Regions from separate parts of the Homo sapiens genome. Here regions 1 and 2 are each linked to region 3. A link is a loop called in an ENCODE intact Hi-C map of the cell type or tissue named here. Cell type or tissue: A673. All regions are shown on one strand.

Region 1 (8,000 bases), 370 kb after region 3:
AGTTTCTTAAATATTTAGAGGCACCTATTCAATTCATAGAGACATGGTAGGGAATTTGCTCTTCTGATAATGCAAGCTTTCTAATGTCTGGATATTTACCTGCTATTAGGTTGTTTTCTCAAATTGTCACAAGAAATTCCACTAAAGGCCTTGGTGTGTGTTTGTTTTTTTTTTTTCCTAAGTGGTTTATGTGCTGACAAAATGCATTTTTTACCCTTCTTCATAAATCCAAATAGATAAAATATTCTTTCTAGATCTGTTGATATTTATAAAAGCTTTAAAATTTTCATTCAAACACAATAGAAATTGTTTATTGGAATAGTTTTCACTTTAGTGGGTTAGTTAATGCAAGCATTCCTCAGATAAAATGAAAGTAATATTAGTCTTCATCCCTCATTCCCCAATGCCTGAGGTGGAATAAACCTGCCTTTCCTCTGAGCATTAAGGGATCTGCAAAAGGTGCGTGGAGCATTTTGAGTAAGAGCAAGCATACTAATTAAGAGCAGAGAAAAAAATCATCAAACACACCAGACCTTGGGCACTGTGATTGAATCTAGCATGCAACTTGGATTCTGTGATACTTGCATTCCTCTCTCATACCAAAAATGATAACTTTTTCATAATTAATTCATGGTTATGCTCTGCTCTGCTGTGTTATGGTATGCTATGCTCCGTTACGTTGAGGCTCAAAGTATGGAATTTAGATCTATAGAGTATAGTGTTGGATATATTTTTAATCAAATACTATACTCTTGTCCACCAGTTGCCTTGTCCACTTCGCTTTTTGTTGTCTCTAATAAAGGTGTCATAACATGGAAAAACTTCCCTCCATATATGTTTTTCTCTTATCCTTGAGCTTTAATAAAAATGTCTTAGAGTCTATGTTCCCTTGTTTTTTGAGGTAATTTTTGTTAAGGTGACAAAGGCAGAGTGTAGAAAATACACTGAACTAGGTTGTAATTTTTAGCCTCCAGCTGAGAAACCTTGAACATCTCATTTTATCTTTCAAAAACTTTGTTCCTCATAAGTAAAATGGGAATAAGAATGCCTTGCTGTGACTCAGTAAATCATAAATATATGTAATCAGATTTTCTTATTGCATTTATTTTCTAGGGATGCCGTAACAAATAATCCCAAACTGGAAAGTGTAAAACAACAGATGCTTATTCTCTTAGAGTTTCTGGAGGCTGGAAATCTGAAATCAAGGTGTGGGCAGGGCCATGCTCTCCTCAAAAACTCTAGAGGAGAATCCATTCTCTGCTTAAGTTTCATAGATCACTTGATGACTCCTGGGTTTTTTAAAGTGAATAGCACAGCCCACTCTCTGTCCATTTTCACTCCAAAATGACAATCATGCAGATATTTACAGAACTCTACTGCTAGATGGTTACAGTGCAGAAAGAGCCTGCCAAGTGATCTTCTGTATTAAAATGTTCTAATTCATTTTGTGTATAATTGTAAATTGTTGGGTAAACATTCAGTTTGGTGTTAGTCTAGGAACTTCCACAGGAATCCACCATGATGTTGATTTTTTTTTTCCAAAGCCAAAGTGGACCTTGCTCCAATATTTTATGGCTAGATATACCACATTACTAAATATTATAATATTTGGTAATGAGTCAACACTCCAAAAAAATGGAGATTATTGACATCAGGTGGCATGACAGAAAATCTAATGAGAAAATGGAAAGCAGTCACAAATAAGCCAACGATCTAATTAGGTGGCTTAGAATATCCAGTTGCTCGTGGCAGATTTAGTATGTTGGTACACTTTCAATTAATTATGTAGGAAGTTATAATGGTACTGAAGGAGACTGGCTTCACAAAGACTTAGTTTTTATTAATTCATTACACTGCAACTGTTTCCAACAAGACTCATTATTTAGAGTAGAAAGGTATAAATGAAGTGTGGATGCTATAATATTTGTTCATATTCCTAAATATTGGATACTACTGTACATATATCCTTCTAATATGCTGAAAATTTCTGGATTTGGTATTTTTATTGCTTTGCTGGGTTTTTATAAATAAACAACAGACACAACACGGTGATAAGAACTTAATTAAATCTCTTGTCCATACCTACTAAACACAGTGGCATTTTTTTCTTTGTTTTGACCTTCTTATCATTTTTATTTCATTTGACTTAACCAAGAAAATTTGAAATAAATTTGCAAGTCAAATGTCAGGCAACATTTCTCGCAAGGCACAATACCTACTGATCTTCTCTTCATCTATTTATTTTGCCATAAATATTTGCCTGGCAAGTGCCTTCATTAACTCTGCCTCCTTTTTCTTCTTGTTTGCATCTAAAAGGACAACCAAAAGTCATAGCTCAATAATTTTAAATAAATAGGATCTAGTCCAAAGTAACATTTCTGTATCAGGGCAACAGATGAAGTACACTAAAACAAATAGAGAATTTGGGTTTGCCTGTTTTATTCTATCTAAAAAATATGTGGAAAGAACTTGAGATATTTAAACACTAACAGTAATAATAATGGCCAATCCTGTTTTATTAAACATACAAAGAGAATAGAGTATTTCCCTTTTTCATCTGCAGGGGATATGTTCCAAACCCAGACTGGATGCTTGAAACCACAGATAATACCAAACCATATACATATATATATATATACACACACACACACACACACACACACACAGAGTATGTGCTGTGTTTTTTCAACCTGAACCAAAATTATTGCTAAGTGACTAAAGGGCAGGGAGTACATACAGCATGGATATGCCGGAAAAAGGGACGATTTACATCCCAGGTGGGACTGAGAGGGACAGAGAAAGATTTCATCATGCTACTGAGAACAGTGCACAATTTAAAATTTATGAATTGTTTATTTCTGGCATCTTCCATTTCATAGTTTCAGACTATGGCTGACTGTGAGTAACGGAAACCATGGAAAATGAAACTGTGATAAGGGAGGACTACTATAACTGAAAGAAATAAAAGAAAGGAAAGAGGCAAGGAAGGAAGGAAGGAGGGAGGGAGGGAGGGAAGGAGAGAAGGAAGGAAGGAGGGAAAGGAAGGAAGGAAGGAAGGAAGGAAGGAAGGAAGGAAGGAAGGAAGGAAGGAAAATAAATTCAGACTGTGGGATAAATTACACAGATAAAAGTGAAGAGTTATCCAGATAGGCACAGTCTATCTGTTTTTTTTTCTTTAAACTTAAAGTTCTGGGATACATGTGAAGAACGTTCAGGTTTGTTGCATAGATATACATGTGCCATGGTGGTTTGCTGCACCCATCAACCTGTCTTCTAGGTTTTAAGCCCTGTGTGCATTAGGTATTTGTCCTAACACTCTCTCTCCCCTTGCCCCCCACCCCCTGACAGGCCCTGGTGTGTGATGTTTCCCTGCCTGTGTCCATGTGTTCTCATTGTTCAAATCCCACTTATGAGTGAGAACATGCGGTGTTTGGTTTTCTGTTCCTGTGTTAGTTTGCTCAGAAACTCATTTTTTGTGAACTCATTCTTTTTTATGGCTGCATAGTATTCCATGGAGTATATGTGCCACACTTTCTTTAAATAGACTTTTTAATTTTTCATGGACTGTAAGTGTGGGGTATGCAAGGTAGTTTTCATTCTGAGGGATCTTCTCTTTGCTTGTATGTGGCTGAGCCCACATGAGCTCTTCTTTGTGTGCCCACAGAGAGAAACAGCTAGCAGAAGGTCTTTAGTGTCTCTTCTTATAAGGACACTATTTCTCTTGGATTAGAGCCTCACCATTATGACCTTATGTAACCTTAATTACTTCTGTAGAGGCCCCATCTCCAAATGCAGGCAAACTGAGGGTTATAGCTTCAACAGAAGAATTATTTACGTATTTAGTTGATAACGAATACTTCCTTGTTTGCTACAAGAAAAATGATATGTTATATTAATGTTGTGTGAAAGAATATCCCTTGATTTCCAACTCCAAATGCTTCAAGGACGAAATATCAATAATCAAAGAAGAAATTTCTCCTTGACTAACTATAGGAGATAATTGTTCAATCTGTGTGCCCCTCTCTGAATATAGGACTAATATATCCAATTTCACTTCAGTAAAATAGAATTCTGGTATGCACCTCTTTAACATGATGGTATTCTCAATATTTTAATAAAAGTTGGATTTTTTTTCCTCTCTAAAGCCTCTTTCTATCTGAACCTAAGCGCCCTCAGTTTATTGCTCATGTTTCATGATATGAGTCATGCCCAGAGAAAGGCTTGGAAACCATCAATATTTCTCTTAAATTTTCATACACAAACCCAGGATATATATGCTTTCCAATAGCCTGAAATTGAACTCTCCCTCTCTCTGATTTATTTTAAACCACATATAACTATTTACAACAAATAACATGAAGGGAAATAAATTTAAGCCCACAAAATATAGCTTATGGTTACTTATTCATTTATTTATTCAGCAAATATTTGCTGAAAACTCATTATGCATCTGCAATTGGTTATTTGTTACTCGGAAGTTTCTGAGTTTATTTCTGTACCTCTAATGTCTGTCTTATCTCCGTTACTCTATCATTTCTTTGTAATAGTGTTTTGATAAAAATATAAAGATTTTTGTAACATCATGTAACTCATTTATCTGGAGATATTGGGGACAATTTATGAAAGAAATTATACAGAAAGAAGTGATATTTGAGCATCGATATAAAGAATACATACATCTTCACAATTCAAATTATGGCTAAGGGGAGGTAGAGAGATTATCAAGCAGAATAAAGAGCAAATATGAAAGCCCTGAGGAGGGAAGATGTTTGACTCAGAAAAGGCCAGGATATCTGGAACATACAGAGAAAGAAGAGTGGCAGCACATGAAGCTGGAGAACAAGACAGAGGCTAAACCATGCAGACCTTGGGGGAAGAAACTCAAATCTCTAATGTGTAATCAAGTGCAGAAATTCTAAATGTACTCTCTCTCTTCCTTGTTTCCCTCCCCCTCAAGACACACATACACACACATATATATAGTTATACATGTTTATCTATTATCCATTTCTATTTGATATAATTTTTCCAGAATAATGTGTTTACTCAATTTTGGTTTTGTTCGGTAACAGGAATTCTTATAAGATTAGAGAGATGGATAGATAGGTAGTTAGGTATGTAGACAGACAGATAGATATTCATTGCTGTCTCATTTTCTAACTTTTAAAAATATTTCTTAGTTCTAATGAATCAGTTAGGTGTTCAGTTCCTTAAAACTGAAACCATTCCAAATAGAAGTGGGTTAAACAATGGTACCAATGTTATGAGGATTCCTGCTCTATGCCAAGTCCTGTGCTACAGACTGGGAGTAGAACTGTGACTAAGGCAAGTCGGCCTCAAGGGGCTTATATTTTAATGAAATAAAACATATACATTTTATTTAACAGTATCTATTTTTTTCTAAAACTTCACAAGAGTAATGCATAAACATTATAAAGGATTAATTGTAAGATGACTGCCTTTAGCATTGTCTCATAACATTCAGTAAAAACCTAACAAATTACTTGAAAAACACAATTACACAAAACTAAGAATAAAACTAAATATTTTTGTTCATAATCAATCTGTTATCATAATCTGAATAAAAGTTCATACATATTTACATAACTGTACTCTGCTGCCTGAAACTAAGCAAGTCTACGTACTTGAAAAGAGCTCTTGTTCATTTGGTCTCTTCTTTACTATTTACTTGGCACATACCTTGTATTTCTCAGCCAAGGAGAAGGAAACTCAATTCTACTACCACTTTAGGAATATTGTCATTGGATGCATGACTGGTGCTCTTAGCCCACTTTAAGTCCCCATGAAGATCTTTTGTACAAAAGTCAGTCATAAACAACTGGGTATGAAGAATAAAGCAAGCTCCTGAAAATTGAGTTTTTCTTTTTTCTTGGTATATTATTTATCTGTAAAGCATTACAAAAGAATGAGGAAACAGGAAAATCCCTAACTGGGAGAAATGATGGGGAATATGAATACATTTGCTTATTGGTATAGACTGGGGATTGGTTCCTGTGGATATCAAAATCCATGGGTGCACAAAGTCTCTTACATAAAATGGCATAGTATTTACACATACTCTATGTACATCCTACCATATACGTCTAACCACCTCTAGATTACTTATAATACCTAATGCAATATAGTTACTATATATAGATATAGTTGATTGTATTTTTAATTTGCATTGTTTTAATTATTATATTGTTATTCTTTATTTTTTTAAGTATTTTCTATCCACTAGAGAATTGCAATTGATACTGATCGGCCCATTTCTTAAATTGATCTTGTCAGCATATCCTTCTATCTTTTGGAAACTGTTGTTTTACCCTCAACTTCAAGAGATTTCTTTTTTTAAAATAATGTAGTATGTAACTATGGATTCAGTGATCATTTCCTCTCTTTTTTCATATATTTTTTACTTCTAGAAAAATTTCTCTCTTGTATCTAACATCTCATTATTAGGACACACTCTCTGTTTACTCTGCTCAAAAAGATAAAACAAATGCAATAAAAACAATAAGCGGAAGCTATAAGGGGAGAGGGCAGGCTAAGATTCAGAGACAAGAAGATGATACACAATGAAAACATGAAAGACTGAAAAGAAGATTGTTGAATAACGTATGAGTAAAATTGAAGCCAAGTTTAGAGGTAGTGAACAGCCAAGATACTATCACTTATATGACTGTTCTTTCCTTTTACACTATTGACAGCAAATAAAACAAACAAACAAATTAACCAAAAAAAAAAAAAAAAACTAAAGTAAAACTAAAGTAAAAAAAAAAAAGAGTGCATGTAAACAGACAATTAAAAAATCTTCCAAGAAACACCATTGATCCTCTTCCCAATTGTTGAAAGTCAAAAGGCTTTTTCTTTTTTAAAAAAATCAGAAACAAAGTAAAGGTGCCTACTATAACTTCTTGTACTCAAAATTGTATTAGAAGTTCTCATTAGTGTACTAAGATTTTTTTTAAAAAATGAAAACAATAATACTTGAAAAGGAATGAATAAAATCCTTTATTTGCAGAGAATGTGTGACTATATAGAAATACCCCCAATATGATCAGATATATTTTTCTATTCCCTATTTTACTAATTTGCTCTTTAAATCCTTATTTCCTTTCTTCTGATTGCCTTAGGCTTATTTTGCTCTTCTTTTTATATGGCTGATGGTGAAAAATTAGGTTATTGATTTGAGAGCTTTCTGCTTTTTTAATACAGATATTTAAAGCTATAAATTTCCCTCTAAGGACTCACTTAGTTGCAACTCACACATTTTGATTCATTGTATCTTTATTTATATTTGTTTCATAATTTTTTTAAATTTCCCTTTTGCTTTCTTCTTTGATCTATTGGCTATTTAAGAGTGCATTATTTAATTTCTACATGTCTATGAGTGTCCCAAATTTCTTCCTATTATTAGTTTCATTCCACTGTGGTCAGACAACCTACTTTGGATTAGTTCTATCATTCTATCATGTATTGAGGTTTGTTTTATGGCCTAGCATATAGTTCACAGTGCAGACTGTTCTAAGTTCACTTAACAAGAATATTTATTATACAGTTGTTGAGTGTTCCACAGTGTTAGGTATAGTTTGTATTGTTTTTCAAGTCTTCTACCTTCTACCTTGATTTCTGCCTCGTTGTTTTATTTATTATTGAAAGTGAGATATTAGAGTATGCCACTATTACTTTTTAATTTCTAGATATTTTATGCTCAAAAAATAGATATTTTATGCTGAAAAACATAATTGTTTTATACAATTGCTTTGTAAAACAGTTAAGACAAAAAAGGAGAAAAACTATGCATTTATATTGTCTTTTTTAAGTAGATACTTATTGTCTCTGATACTCTTTTTATTTTTAATGTGGATTTGAGTCACCATCTGGGGTCATTTGCTTTCAGTCTGAAGACAACTTCCTTTAGTATTTCTTAGTAAACATGCCTGCTGGTGACAAATTCTCTCATTTTTTTGTCCATCCGAGAATATCTTTATTTC
Region 2 (8,000 bases), 180 kb after region 3:
ATCAGTATCAAGTTGGATTATAATAGGGGCTTTCTTGGAGAAATGGCACAGTGTCAAATTTATAGTCACTAGCTAAATGAGTCTCTTGTATCCTTGACAAAGGGACAAAAACAGTTCCAAATGAAAACACAAACAGAGAATCCTGGTTGTTATATTTCCTGGGTATTACTCAGGGTCCTATTTATCACACACCAACACTTGCAGCTTTGAAGAAACATTATCCTGCAAGGTTTACACATTTCAATTTGCCTTCGTGGTCTGCATTCTGTATGCATATCCATGGAGAAGTGTGCATTGCTGCTTGACTAGCAATCTTTTCTGCTAAAAGATTAACCTCGAAACATCCATTTTTTCCCCCATGGGCAATCACTTGACAAATGCACCCACAAAACCTCTACACACATCTATTCCAGTGTACAGGTGCATCAACAGTCTTGAGTCACTATTAGGAGAAATATCGTCCTTGACGGAAAGTAGTGCTGCCTTTTCATTTTCAGATGTCTAAAGCTGAAGGATGTGGATTTCCAGGAAGCCAGACATCAGGCAGAAATATTCTGGATGAGTACATGGGTAAAAGCTTGTCTTAGCTCTGTTGCAGTCCCCAGCCCAGTAGTTCATCTTGGCATGGACTGGGAGATATGGCATTCATTCAAAATGCCATCCATTCAAATAACAATGAGAAACTTGTACTGATGATGTGCCCGGTGTCTAGCCTCCTGCTTAATGTATAAGCTTTTACATAGTACACTTTTGTTTATAAAATACTTTTTATTTTTGCTCTCAGAGCAATTTTATACCAAAGAGAAAGGTGATGTGAGATAGATTAGTAGACTGGATGGAAGAATGAGATAATGAGATACTGTGTGTGTGTGTGTGTGTGTGTGTGTGTGTGTGAGTGGTGTTTGTGTGTGTTTTCTTTTGAGCAGTTTTACTAACAAAATCACTTTCTTTCTAAGCGTGTGGATATATTGCTACATTTGAGATTGTCTTTTTGTGTTTCCCCCCAAATTTAATGAAATCTATTGTCAAAGCCATTATGCAAAACTACACTTAATTATAAATTAAAGCATTCACTACCATCTAAAATTGTAAAAGATTAGTTTGTTAGTTTTACCTGTATACACACATAATATAACAATAGTGACAGTAAGCTCGTAGTGTCAATAACTCTTCTGTGCTCTTTGCATACAGTAATCCATATAATTATCTCACCAAGGCTATGATGATGTAACAATAATGTTCACCTTCCTTTTTAAAGATTAGGGAACCAAAGCTTGGAAAACTTTTGTTACTTGGCCAAGAACACAGAGCTAGTAAATGTTGGAGATGAAATGTAAAAGAAATGTTCTGGTTGAAGACATTTTGACTCCACATGTATCCTCTCAACCACTTTTCTATACTTCATGTGATTACATGTGATCCTCACGCAAAACTTTGAGGCTTGTAGAATAAAAATTGTTTGTCTTTGCATATGAAAAGCTGAATCACAGAGCATGTAGAAGATAGAAACCCAACCCCTTACTCCAGCACCAGTAATAACATGATGGGCTGCCTCTCATAATAAGATAAGATCAACAGAAATAGATATGTTCATCATCAGTCTTGTAAGCTCCAGAGAAAATATCCTATCTTCCATTTAACAGGAAACAGTTTGCATGACTATGGAGTATGAAAAAAGAATACTTCACTTTACAAACGAATCTGAATAGTAGTTCTTCAAAGTAATCACAATAGAAATTAGTGTCTCTAGGGAGAATGGATGAAGCTAAATTTTAAAAAGTTTGGTGCACACTACAGGCATTTTTAACTATTATTTTGTATCAAACTGCCTGAAAATATTTTTTAGAAATGTGTCTCCATTTTATTATTCCATAGATCTGGAAGGGACATTAGGGGTCTGTTTTTCAGAGGGTAAAACCTAATACAGAGACATTTAGTACTCACTGGCTTAGCATGTTGTTATTTCTGTGATAGGTACCTACATATATTATTTTGTTTAATTCTCACAATAACCCTATTATATTTTGTAGATTTAAATCTGAGGCTAAGACAGGTTAAAGTATTTGCTCAAAGAAACAGATAAGCGTTTCAGAAGACGTCAGAACTATTTTATGTTCAAAACTGTTAACCCCATACTACTCTGACCAAACGCACGAAGCCTGTGCATAAATAAAACAACACGGTTTTTCAGAAAATATTTGGATATGTTTTTTTCTCTGTGAAGGCATTTCCTAATTTAAGAGTCACCCACTAGAAGGAAATTTGGTAATGACAGGAAGTTTTGACAATTTGTTCACTTTTCTTTTTCGATTACATATGCAGTGACTGGAACTAAATTCTCAGATTCATTAACTTAATATCATACTGAATATTACATCTTGACTTATTTTTTTTTTCTGATAATGTGTTACTTCACAATATGGGAACATAATTTCTCCTTAAAAAATGAAAGTGAATACACTAGACTACAAAACAAAGCAAAAAAATAAATTGTTATATGGTCTTCTACATGAAGAGACATCTTTCTCATAAGTCTCTGAACTCTGTTAGTTCTTTCGGTAACTCTGGTGTCTTTTTCTTATTATTCATTCTTTTTCTTTAATTTTTGGACTAATTTTAGACTTACAGAAAAGTTGCAAAAATAGTTACTACATACCCCTGTCTTAGTCTGTCTTGTGCTGCTTATAACAAAATACCTAAAACGGGTTAATTAATAAAGAAAAAATTATTTTCGCACAGTTCTGGAGGCTGGGAAGTCCAAAATCAAGGTGCAGCATGTGGTGAAGCCCTTCGTACTGTCATCTGAAGAAGAGGAACACTGTGTTCTCTTATGATGAAAGGGAGTTTGTCTCTCCCTCTGTTAAGCTCTTTTATAAAGGTGCCTAATCAGGCACTGAAAGGTGGCTCACACCTGTAATCCCAGCACTTTGGGAGGCAGAGGTGGGCAGATCACGATGTCACGAGATAGAGACCACCCTGGCCAACATGGTGAAAAACGTGTCTACTAAAAATACAAAAATTAGCTGGGCATGGTGGAGCACACTGTAATCCCAGCTACTCAGGAGGCTGAGGCAGGAGAATCGCCTGAACCCTGGAGGCGGTTGCAGTGAGCCAAGATCACACCACTGCACTCCAGCCTGGGCGACAGAGCAAGGCTCCCTCTCAAAAACAAAAGCACCTAATCTCTTGTGAGGGAGGTGCCCTCATGGCCCAATCACCTCTTAAAGGCCCCACCTCTTAATATTGTTATGTTAGCAACACCTGAATTTTGGAGGAGACACATCCAAACCATAGCAACCCCTGACTCAGTTTACCTTCAGTTTAACACCTTACCACAAAGATCAAAACAGGGAAATTAACGTTGATATCCACTTCTATTGTCATTACCCAGTGTTAATGTTTTATCCTCTCTTAATTGAACTACTGTTGTAACCTCATAACAAGTCTGGTCTCCTAATCTGTGTCTCTACTTCCAATTAAATCCGGAGGCCCTAACAGAGAGAGTGGCCCACAATATGGGTTTGCTCTTTAACTGAAATTTCTTCCATATTTCCTAGAGGGTAAAGCCAGTGCTCCCCATCTTGGCATGAAAATTCCCCTATATTTTCTTCTTAATTTCATGTCCAGGCTTAGCTTTGGTGGCAGACTTTTTCTGTCCTGTCATCCCTCTTTCTGAGTATTTTTTGGCAATTTTATCTCACTATCTTCCTTTTACCTAGAAGGTTTTACTCCCAATTCTTCTGCATCTTATGTAATACTCAAATAGCTACAACTATTGTACTCTCATGTGTTCATTTTTGCTAGCTAGTTGATGAGTTACTTGCATCTGGTGGAATGTGTTACACAAGAGGCATTGAGTTGCATTTTTTTATAACTGCAGATTTTGTAGAACCTCTGAGTCATCATTCTGAGTAGAAATTCCAATTTTACAGGACTATCAACTGCTCAACAAATATTATTATTATCTTTTCACTTGGAGTGACTGTAATTCAAAACACTTCCAAAAGATATTGACGGACTAGATCTTGCTAAAGTTCTACCCTATTTCAGTAAACACTGAGGTATGCTGCTTTTCCCCTAGTTGCTGCTGAACATGTTGATTTCTGACAGCCCAACACCGATACTCCCTGCCACCATTTTGTAGTTGTCCTCCCCTGAAGGGAGCTGCTTGGGCCAAGACTAAGGCTCCGTTCTCAGGGGGCATCTTGCATGCTGTAACTGTTTCCTGCTGGAATATAAAAGCTTGGCCCATTTCCTCAACGGGCATGCCATCTCTAGAGCCCTATGGAGTCCAATGAGGCTTTCGTTGTGACTGCATCACATCCCAGATGCTTCTGTCCAGTTTTGTCCTTTTCACTCCCCCCATAGATATTGATTTAAAATGCTCTCCAGTGAAAGTTTAGCAAGAAGTCTTTATCTCAGAGTCTACTTCCAAGGAAACTAATCTGTAACACCTGCCTGCTGTTTCTCATTAAATCGTCAGATAATTTATTCACTCACCCATTTATTCAATGAGTAAAGGTATATTCAATAACCATTATGTTTCCAGCACTTGCTGCATGAAGAAGACATTGGCCCTGACCTCACAGCATGTGATTCTTGTTACCACACCAGACTTTTTCAATTTCTTTCCATTTTCAGGAGTTCCCAGAACTTCCCATAGTCTCTCCCACTACTTTGCCTTTTCTTATGTTTATGTTCTTGCTTAGAATTCCTTCTCCTGGTTAAACTCTACCTTTCTTTGATGATTTAACTCAAAGGCAACCTCTGTTAGAAAATGTTCCTGATCACCCTGTCTGTGCTGGACTAAGTGAGAGATCCATAATTGGTGCTACTGCATTCAGCTGAATTTCCTTCTCTATTTGTTTGACCCTTCCTCCTCTTATTCCCCCTCGAACTGCGAGCTTTTTGAGTGTAAAGATTTGTTGTGTGTGTGTGTATGTGTGTGTGTGTGTGTGTGTTTGATTATTTACATGTCTGCCAACAATATACTTGGGGAGGCAGGTGGAAGTTATTTTTTTTAATGGCATCAAAATGTATAGAGATTTGGTTGCTCTTTAAATCCAAAATGTATAGGTTTGCTCTTTAACTGAAATTTCTTCCCTATTTCCTACAGGGTAAAGCCAACGCTCCCCATCTTGGCATTAAATTTCCCCTATATTTTTATATATATACTCCATAACAGGCAAACTGTATATGCTCAATTGTTGAATGAATGAGTGAATAAAAAATAAATTTGAAAAAAAGGTTATGATTCTGTTATCCATTATGCCTAATTATGTAAGCAAGATGATTAATTGGTGACTCAGATCTAATTTTATATTCTGAATAATTAAACAAGATGGTATAAAATATTCTTTTGATATTTCTGTACAGCTTTTCAGCAGCCAATTTTTCCAGGTACATTTAGTTGTACTTTTGTAAGACGTAAATGTGACATGGTATATTATATTATTAACCTTATATTTCATATTCCTTTGTTAGGATTCCTTTGCATATTCCCCAAGCCTGCATGCTTCTAATACTTATCTTTAAAATGAAAGCTACAAAGTAATCTTAAATAATACAGATACTAAAAGTATCTTTATATAGTACTCCAGGACTCTTTCTTTTAAAAGACTTAGATATTGTTGAAGTTATGAGAGAGCAGTTTATCTTCAACTTTTTAAAAAGATTTCTTTTCCTTTTATTCCCTACACATGGATTTCTGTATAAAATACTTGACAAAATGTAGCTCTTGGCAAAGGACAATGTGTTAATTATTATCTTTTTTCTTTCTCTATTTTATTAGGTACATCTGTCACTAACGTCACTGCGACCGACGCTGATGACCCAGTTTATGGAAACAGTGCAAAGTTGGTTTATAGTATATTGGAAGGGCAGCCTTATTTTTCCATTGAGCCTGAAACAGGTTTGTGGCCTAAATTTCGAATTATATTTGCCATGTTTTTGCTTCAGGGAAATGCTTTTCTTGGGATTTGGGTTATGAAATATTATGTGTAAGTACTTCACTGCCTGCATCAATAATATTTGAATATGCGACATGAGGTACACAGTGAGCCCTACAACCATTTTTGATGCTGATTACGACAAATCACAGAGCATTTGTAGGATATCACCTATTTAACACATGATCTGACACCATTTTTCATCCTGGAATAAAGGGAAGAATGTGCTTATATATCAGAGAAACTTAAATAGTAGATTTAAGTGAAAATTCAGTTGCTTATTGGCTGTGTGATGCTTGAAAAGTATCTAAGTTCCAATTTGCACATCTGTAAAATGGGTATGGAACGTACCACATAATACTGTGAAGAAGATCAGATAAAACAATAAATACCAAACACACAGTGCACGTCATGTGGTAATCATTCAGTGCACTTTAGATATTATTACATTTGCTACTAGATTCCTCCTTGTAAAACACAATACATATATATCCATTAGAGCTCTTATGAAGATATTATTATGGTCAATATTAAATCCAGCTAATACCCTGTGATCTGGTGGTACAGATTTTATAAGCCATGAAGTAAGTTATCTAACAAACAGCCTTTTTAAACCAGGTTAAAAAATAGCTTTATAAAAATAAGTTTTTAATAAATGAAGATATATGTTTTTAATGTTTTAATTTAACAGTATATTAAGAGATCAAACATATTTTGTCTGACTTGTAAATCCTGTGAAGTTTTGTTGTAGCACATTTAAAAACTATTATTAAGAACAATTATTGTTTAAAAAGCAATTTTTTTTGTATATTTTCTTCTATATCCAGTGGTATTGTATGTAAGTTTCCAAATAGAAAAATTCAATGTACAGGCACATATACATATATTATTATTTCTTTGATTCATGACTTTTCAGCGCTGTTGAGATAAATTTCTATGACTTACCATTAATTCAGTTATTAACTAAATTAAAAATTTAAAGACTACCCCTGCTTTTTTCTTTTAAATTCAAAGGGTAAAATCTTAATACGTTTAATACTGAGGAAAAGTACATTTATATATAAATAGGTCAGGGCGTAAAATTGAATTTAGATTTGGAAACAGGAAAGAACTCTTGTAAAACACATTAATTAGGGGTATAATTATATATCCTTCCGCAGCCAAGAAGGAAGTCTGTTCTAAACTTTTTCTCATTTGGGTCCCTTGATGATCCTGAAATGGCAGAGCAGGTGGCTGCCTTCAAGTTTGAGATGTCCTATAACTTGGCCAAAGTTACAGTGGCAGAGTTCATAGCAGAGGTGGGACTCACACCCTGGTTTTTTATTTCGATACTAATGTCAAATTTGTTTTGAACTTCAGTTTAATAGGTAATAACTATGGCACAGGGTCTTCTGTAAGACAGAAATGTGTTAGATGCCAAAATGGACCTGAGTAATGTTCTCTTCTTGGCCATTTGTTCAATTGGGTCTTTTTGTTCACCATTGCCACTGCAAAATAGACATTAATCCAGAAAATACCTATTGACATACCTATACACATTCACTGTGTGCCAGGCACTGGATTAAATATAGGGAGAAAAAAATCACAAAGGCTAATCTCAGTCTACAAGTATCTCATAATCCATTTCAAAAGACAGACTTTTTCCACCATAAATAAAGGTAGCATGGTAATGTCATTTAGATAATTTGTTTCTTAGGAATAAATTACTATGAGGTATAAATAATAAAAGCCCCCTGCTAAGTGAGAGGATTTGGACAATTATAAGTTTCAGTGATATAGATTGCCATTTGTTTAATTAACTGTTGTCAGCAACATTTAATATTTACATTTTTATTCAGCATAATGTGTATATATATCAACACAAACTCATTTTAGTTTTATCACTTCCAATCTGACAGATATCAAATTGTCTGATTTATAGTTTAGAAAGTTTATTTGGCATTATCGTGGATAGTGTAATGGAGATAGATGATACTTGAAGAATTCACAGAATATTTTCTTAGTAATGTTGGGTGAATGAAGTTGAGGTTTTTAAGTAAGGTGGACACAATT
Region 3 (8,000 bases):
ATGGTCTCGGTCTCCTGACCTGTGATCCGCCCACCTCTGCCTCCCAAAGTGCTAGGATTACAGGTGTGAGCCACCATGCCCAGCCCCAAAACTTCTCTCTTAATGTTTTAATTCTTATGACTTACGCTTCAATATTGGAATCCAAAATAAAATTTAAGTTTCTTAAGCTTAATGCCAGAGTTGTTACATATTACTTACCCTTGCCCCATACCCCAAATAAAGGGCATGGTTTCAGATATCTTCATCCTAATGAAACACAGGAAAGGGACCCTTCATTTCTGGAAAAATATTACATGGTAATTTGAGTTGTCATTTTTCATATGTCATATTCTTGAGATTTTATTTTAAATGATAATACCTGGCACCATAGATATCACATTACAAGCAATCCAATAAATCTAAAGGTTACCAGTAATCATAATATGGTAAATACATTTTGTTTTTAGTTTGTTTTAATTTTTAATTCTATCTTGATGAATGAAAACGACGAAAGATTGCATTTTAACGCAGCAAATAATAGTTATGTTCCATTCTGTCATCTCCTGCTCCAACCAGAGAAGCTGGAGACTTCCTAACACTGTCTCCCTCTTCTTGAGCTCTGTTTCCTATGAACCATCTGATTCCCCACTCTGCAACTAGCTGGGCACTTGGTTTACTGTGTCCCTTGGTCAAAATTACGACAAACATTCCAGCCATAGTGAAAAAATAAAAGTGTATTTTACTACATGGAGTCCCTCTCCATCTCATTCACTCTCTACAGTAGACTCCCCTGCAAAACTGCCTGCCTGTCACCGAGACCCAGGCTAGAGACATCCTGCCTCATTCTACTTTTTGCATTAGTCAGCCAAGGTTATTCTGAATGCAATCTTCTCTCCCTCCCCCCAACTCCTTCTCCAATTATACTCCTGCCCTATCAGATAATTCCTCACCCTTCCTCCCCCGCAATGCTCCACAACACATGCAATTTCACTTGCCATTCTAAAAAGCCTATGTACCACAGTCCTCTTCCCGCTGGAAGGCTGTAACCCTGGAGAGGATGTTGAAAAGAAAACACTTTCTTAAGGGGGTAGGCTTTCACCATTGTGACATTACACTGCATCTTATTAAGAGTGGGTGGAATTGTTAAAGAGATAAATGCCTTGTCTTTCAGCATCCCTGATTATTTTAGAAATATCCTTATAGGGCTTTCTAACATTATCCTAATCCTCTATCACACTGCTTAATCATCCAAACCTCTCTTAAGAATTAGTCAGGAAATTCCTATTGTAACGCTTTGAGCAGATATTAGCAGGTATAGACAGGTTACCCTGAATTCCAGAGGACCAAAATTCAGGGAAGACAATGTATATAACTGCTGTAAGAGTAAATATGGACAAGATGAGTCAAAGCAAACTCTTCTTAACCCTAGATACCCAAAGCCATTGGATTCTGGCTCTCTTTAAAAGCCATTGGATTCTGACTATCTTTACTATGTCAGCATAGTTTGTTAAGAAAATGAGATTTGAGGATATTGTCTAACAATCTGGCTTTTTTTTTTTTTTTTGAGACAAGTTTGTTACTTGTGACAATCCCCAGCTTTCAGTAGCACATGAGTTTTTTTGAGTTTTCATAGATGTAAGAAGTTACCCCAAGGAACGGTTCAAATTATTTGTTCAAGTGAAAATGAATATCTGAAATTAAGCACAACCCAAAATGTGATCTATTTCTTTGTCCACTTGGGACTGTCTGGTCTAGCAGCAGTTATAATTTGATTGAGCCTTGACTGCTGCTCCTTTTTCCAAGACAGAATTAGCCAATTCCAATACCCTGTAAGCAGACACAGTCTGAGAAGAGAACAAACAGTTACTTAGTGACTGCCTGGGGGAAAAAAAATACCACTTGGTTCTCTTCACCTCTCCCTCTCTGAAATAATCCACTAAGTTTCTTGCCTATGACAGCTAGAACATGAAACAATCAGATATTAGAGCTACAGCCAATACTCTTTTTCACATTTCACAATGGGTTGTCAGATGCAGCACACAAAAAAATGTCAAATTTGCATAAATATCATAAGCATGTTGTGCCTATTTTCTCATTCTGTTCACTCTTTCTCATTAATTTGAGTGAGACAGTACAAGCTCTACAGACTGTGCGTCTTGTCCCCTGCACCTTTTTCCCCCTTCTGTTCTTGCTCTGTCCCCAGATGGTAAAATCCACCCTCAGGCTCACGTCTAGTGCACACAGGGAAGGGACTAAATCGGGATCTCCTGTGGAGGGGAGGGTTTTTTTTTTTAAGGTAAGAATTTATTTGTCTTATATTTATCTAATTTTATTAGAAGATGATGACTGTGGCATCGTCTACATGTTAGCCCCAGTGTTGAAAAAGAAAAGAAATCTGGACCTCCTGATTCATGGTCCCTTTTACCCCAGGGTGGCCATTTCTCAAGATCTGAGCGCAGCCCATCAGAAGACTTGAAGTGACCACAGACAGGGCAGGTCTTGGTGGAGGCAGGAGAACCGCAAGGATGGTATCTGAGAGGATATGACAAGATCAGGGCACATTGAGAAGACCTAGAAATTCCTCCCCTATTTCCCAAGCAAGTTCTGCTTTGCCTGCCCTCCTCCCCACAACCAACTACTGCGCGCCCCTCCTGGCTGCCACTCTGCTGTCCCTCATCCCATTTTCCCAAAGGAGCACGGGGACATCAGGAATGCGCTCCATCACAGAACCGCGACACACAGCCTCTACATAGCGTCTGAGTTGCAGGCAGGGGTCTCACAATCACCCTATTCTGTACGCAAGAGGCCCTTGGAATAAAGAGGAGGTAAGCTGCCCACGCTCAACCCTTTGCCCTGTCGCGTCCTCTTCCTCCTACGGAAAATAGCTGCGGGTCACTGAGACGCTTTTCAACATAACGCCAGCCCCAGAGCTCAGGTGAGACCTCTAGAGAGAAAGCTCGCAGGTACCTCATCCGCATGCTGTTATTATCTGCCAGCCCACTTATCCAGGAGCTCGGTCCTCAGCGGGCTGCGCGCACCGCGCGGAAGGGCGCATCTTCACCTCGTGGCTCTGGCGGCAGAGACGCGCGGGGCTTGCTCGGGAGCGAGGAGCGAAAAGTTGTGCGCCCACTTGGGTAGGGGGAAAGAGAGCGATCGAGCCAGCGCGGGAGAGCGAAGGGGGAAGGCGGGGAGGGGGCGGGGAGGGGGGACTGCTTACATGAATTTCCAAGTGGTAGACCTGCCTCTGCGCTCTGCCCAATGAGATCCGTCAGGGGAGGCACCCGGCTCACTTTTCCACATCACTTCACAGTTACATTTGGCAGGCAGGCGGGCTCGCACGCCGGAGCGCTCAGCCCAGAATTAGTGGATTTATTTGGAATCTCCCTGCCTCCTCCAAGCTCCGCCGCCGCCGCCGGCTTGTGCATAGACGGTAGCGTCAAGACACCAGCTGCACTTTGGGTTGCGGACACCCAGAGCCCAGCGCGCCCGCCCTGCGTCTCCGCACCAAGCCCTGTAGCTCCGAGAGGCATGAACGGAATCCGGAGGCGCCTGCCTAGCGAGCGAGGACCGGTCGGCGCTTGCCGCCCTCGGGAGCTAACCCCGAGCACCTCCAGCCATTTGTGAACCTGGAGGCTTGACATTCGCCAGCGCAGGGCCCCACAAGAGTAAGTGTTCCCCTAACCCACCCCCGTTTTCCTCTATGTTCCGACTATCCAGAAGGGACCGTTTCTTATAGGAATTCCCATGCCCCTTCGGACACCTTGCGCGCCTCCTGCCCCTCAGATGGTGGATGAGGGTTCTTAGCATAGGCTCTGGGCTAAGCTGTGTCTTTCGCGATATCCGTGGGTGATAACGTACGTACGCCTCAAGGTTTTGCCTGACTGTTTTTGCAAACTGCTTTGACAACAGATCCTAGAGAGTAGCAAGCTCCAGGCTGTGCCCCTCCAGTTTTCCTGCCGGTTTCCTTCCCTGCGGCGACTTGGCTATTTCGCCGCTTCCCAACGCAGGCAGGCGCGGCTGCAGCCGCGCGCCTTCACTGCGGGGTCCGTGCGGTGAATGGGAAGCACCTGCAGCCCGCTGTGCGGAGGGTGCAAGCCAGGGAAAAAAGGAGGCGAGGGGGCCCGAGTGGTCTATGGCTGGTTTTCTGCACCGCCTCATCTCCGAGGCGAGGGAGGGCGACCCCCGCGGCAGGGCTGCGGGCCAAGGCTCAGCTGCGAAAGCCCCAGCGCGAGGCTTTCCCACAAGTGGCAGCTCCAGCTCTGGGAGGTGCGGTGCCCGCTACAAACTTGCCGGGCTCCGGAGTCGCCCTGCGGCTCTGCCCTCGCCAAGACGCTGCCCAGCACCCCTGCAGGACCCCCAGGCAGTGTCTCCCCGCAACTCGAGATTGCGTGCACGGAGGCCCCCTTAAGCCGGGGACTCCGTAGCCGCTCTCCTAGGGACAGCTGAGCCCAGACCTGCGCTTTCTGTGGTCTGGCCGCTTCTCATCCGGGAACCTTTGAGGGGCTGGTCGCGCCCCTCGCAGGATCGGAGGGAAAAAGGCTCTTGCCTAGGTTCTGCCAGTACGTAAGAGGTTCATAAGGGACCTACTCCGGTTCTCCCAGGATCCAGCCAAGGCTGGGAAACGGTAAAAAAACGTGCTGCCGCCAACGCTGATGCCAACAGGTATCCACAATTTCCTCCGCTTATTCCTCCCAAACACCAGAGCCTTCCCCCACCCAGTCTGGCAGAATCCTCAAAGTTTCCTTGCGGTTGACCCTTCCCCCGCAGGCACGGAGCCGGCGGCATGTCAAGGACTAGCCGTTTGCCTCCACCAGCGGAGATGGCAGCTGTTTGCTTGGGTTGCTAAATGTAAGAAATCAAACCACATTAATTGTTTATTGTTGCAAACGCACAATATTAGTCCGTAATGGAAAATCGGGCTGGCAGCTGCTCACTTCAGCACCAATTAAACGATAGAGCTTATCACCAAGACAGCGGGAGGGAGGAAAGGTCCTTTCAACTTTACCACCCTTTCCTGAAGATTCCACAAGAGTTTCCTCCTTAGGAGGCATGATTCGACAATCCCTTAGCGCGCCCGAGCTGCTAATCAGATCAGCTGCTTTCTTTCACCTGGCGTCATGATATCTGGGGGCTGACAATGGGAACGAGGGGACGCTAGGGAAGGTAAGCGAGAGTACTGTCCTCTCGCATCCGGTACCATCGCAAAGCAGATCCGAGGGATGGGGGCTGGCTTTTGAAGCGCCTGTTCTCTTTACAACACTCCTGACAGCCATCTCAATGGTTAAAAACCCTCCTTGGGCTGTCACCTCAGGCTTTATTATAGGAGCTTTTCAACTGGAAAACTATATGTGGGAAAGATGTTTATGTAAGATTCGAAAGTGGGATTTTCCATCCATTCAGCCTCGCTGCTGCACCTCACTGCATGCAAAGTGAGCCCTGTCGTTCATGCTAAATACCAGTAAAATCCCTGCCTAGATATTGCTTTGCATCAGCTGTGTCCAGTGTTGCAGGGATTTCTTCGTGTGCGTGTGTGTGTGTGTGTGTGTGTGTGTTTGAGAGAGAGATATATATATGAGGTGGGGGCTGGGAGTGGGATTCTTCTACAGAGAGAAGTGGTACCTTTGAAGGATGTTCTCTTAGGGTTACATTCTTTTTCCCTTAAAGGGAGTTCTCCATAATCATCATGTCCAGACATGTTTTTCCACTTCCCCGAGCTCTGTGGCTGGAATAAATTCTAGAGCTATCCCCCTTATTAAATAATAATTCTGATAATAATATTCTGTAATTCTGCTTTAGCAGATTTGAAGCTCGCTGTCACATAGTCATTTCATGCTGGAGCAGTCACAGTATTTTAAATCGCCTTTGATTTTTTTTTTTCTGGACTCTGAAGAAGGCGAGGAGTTGAGGAAAATCCCTCTGAAAACAGAGAGGGGAGTCTTTCCAGCAACTCCGGGGACTGCTTCATTCAGAGCCCTTCCGTGGCAGTTCACCTTCCTCATTCTGATCCCCACACTCCCCAAGTGAATGTCAAGTTATCCCCTGACCATCGCAAATAGGCCAAATGTTTTAGAGACACTGGCTAATGTGCTCTGAAACTTGTGCTGTAATGCTGTCATTCAAACTTTTTAATCTATTCTCCCTGCAAATTGGTTCTTACATTACTAATTATTATTACTGTTAGAAATCAGTGCTTCTGCTTTATCATTTACAGTCTCTTAAAGCCTTCAAGATGGGTAAATCTCTACATTCAAGACTCTGTAACATTTCTTGGCTGCATTTCTGGTGTGTAGGATGCATTTCTTGAGTTCTTGAAGCTGCATGAATTTAGCTAAAAGAACAGAAAATTTGATAGCAGTCTTCACTAGAATAGCAGTTCCATTTGCCTGCTGTAGACATGTCAACTCTGAAGGGAAGGAATTCCTTACACTGGAAAACAACTTTATTTGGGTATTATGTAGAACTGTGGTCAACACAGTATTCATTTATAGCAATCCCTCAATTAGCACTGAACACAATTTAAGTAGCCAATGGCAGCATGATCGATGTAAAACAAAACAAACAAACAGCCCAGGAATGCTCAGCTGGATGGAGAAGACCACTTGAGAAGGCATTTGTAAAGACTGATGTGAATGTACTCAAAGGTCTGATACTGCTTGTTAGTCAGGAGGAACAGATTGTTGGAACAAAGCACAGAAACTCCAAAGAATGAGAATATAATGATTCTATTCAAGAAATTGTACCTCTGGGCTTTGCTTTCCAGGTTCCTTTCATTGTTTATTGGTGGGGAAAAAGAACATGCACATATTAAAAAGTTCAAACCCACACTTCAACAGCTGTTCAGAAAACGTCATCAATGTAGGTAAATTAATGCTTTAAAGAAAAAAATGACAATCTTTGTTATTTTTCTACTCAAGGTGGCACACCTCACGGCTTTATCAACATTCCAATTTGAGCAGATTTTCCATGCAAAACCAAAGGCTTTCAAGGGGTAAAGTGACATTCAATTCGTATTTCCAACCACACTTTTCTGGTCCATCCGCAAACTTTTGTGTCTGGCAAATCAAGGGACAAGCATAATCGGAGAAGCCTTTCTATTAGAGGTGCAATTTAAGGTCCGAAGACTTCTTTTTGAAAATATTCTGCTCAGTGGTGCTGCTGAAACTGGTTTCAGTCATTTTATATTTGTTACAAAGTTATTCAGTGTAGCTGGTGGAGAAAAACAATTTTCTTTTTGTTTTCAGCGCTATTGGCATTCACAGAGGAAATGGTCTAACTTTGCTTTTTAATTAAGAAAAACGTCCTAACTTTGGTGTGTTATACACTTCTCAGGGTGGGAGGGTGTAGATAAACCAATGATAATTCTTGTTGCTCTGTATTATGTACACACACACACGCACGCAAATAACACACACACATATACACAGCATGCTTCTTGAAAATGTGCCCAGATAACGAACTCATTTATTGGCTCAAGTCTGAGATTTTTATCATGTTCCCTTTGCCATTTCATCTGCCTTAGATTATTTGATTTGCCTTTCTGGCTACTCTGATTTGTATATTGATCAGTCTTTCAAAAAATGTTATCTGTGGCGCTGGGAATTCCCCTCCAGTATCTAATACACGTATGTTTATGAAATAGAACAATTTTTTGATGGACAAAGGCCATCATCCGATTTAGCAGGGCTTAATTAACCAAAGGGCTATTAGTGCTTTCTCAATTCATTCTTACAGAAAATTGTGATGCGAATCTATTTCTGCTGAACTGTTTGTTCCTGTCTCTGGAAGCTGCTTTAGATGTAACCATGAAGAGAAAATTAGTTGAACCTGGCAACTTCAAAAGGTCAGAAAAGAAATAAGTTCAAGGGATGCCATTTAGCTGCTTCTACCATATGTTGCCGCTAACTAAATCTCTGTTGCTTCATGGCAAAGCACCGGGGCCAATACTGTTTCTTTTTCTTATCAAGTTTTAAGCTTTATTTCCTGGGTTTTAAATGTCATGTGCTATTTCCTATCATAAACAA

Evidence for each region. A loop is a pair of places that touch in the nucleus more often than their neighbours do. Peaks named below come from ENCODE experiments on the same cell type or tissue, not always from the same donor. Only the 100,000 strongest peaks of a DNase experiment are listed, where the experiment ranks them.
Region 1: a loop joins it to region 3, with 2.2 times the contacts of the local background. A loop is called at or near these places in 7 of 110 quality-filtered maps.
Region 2: it touches region 3 in a loop (2.5-fold over the local background); 5 of 110 quality-filtered maps call a loop at or near these places.

What each region holds. Positions count from the first base shown.
Region 1 is chr16:61,660,845-61,668,844 of GRCh38, reverse strand. All of the region lies in intron 10 of CDH8 (cadherin 8), which reads left to right. Among named protein-coding and RNA genes, the nearest start is that of CDH8-AS1, 250 kb to the left of the region's middle. In A673, no CTCF peak of the experiment used is centred here; no DNase peak of the experiment used is centred here.
Region 2 is chr16:61,855,030-61,863,029 of GRCh38, reverse strand. CDH8 (cadherin 8) reads left to right here. Exons shown (of 12, transcript NM_001796.5): 4 at 5,792-5,911. Among named protein-coding and RNA genes, the nearest start is that of CDH8-AS1, 59 kb to the left of the region's middle. In A673, no CTCF peak of the experiment used is centred here; DNase peaks (open chromatin) are centred at 3,839 and 7,109; H3K27ac peaks cover 1,002 bases.
Region 3 is chr16:62,031,724-62,039,723 of GRCh38, reverse strand. CDH8 (cadherin 8) reads left to right here and starts at 3,286. Exons shown (of 12, transcript NM_001796.5): 1 at 3,286-3,644. It overlaps LOC124903777 (a long non-coding RNA gene), which reads right to left and starts at 3,134. Exons shown (of 2, transcript XR_007065217.1): 1 at 2,947-3,134; 2 at 2,291-2,511. RefSeq lists an enhancer at 4,984-5,485. In A673, no CTCF peak of the experiment used is centred here; DNase peaks (open chromatin) are centred at 943, 3,283, 3,823 and 4,473; H3K4me3 peaks cover 6,195 bases; H3K27ac peaks cover 1,875 bases.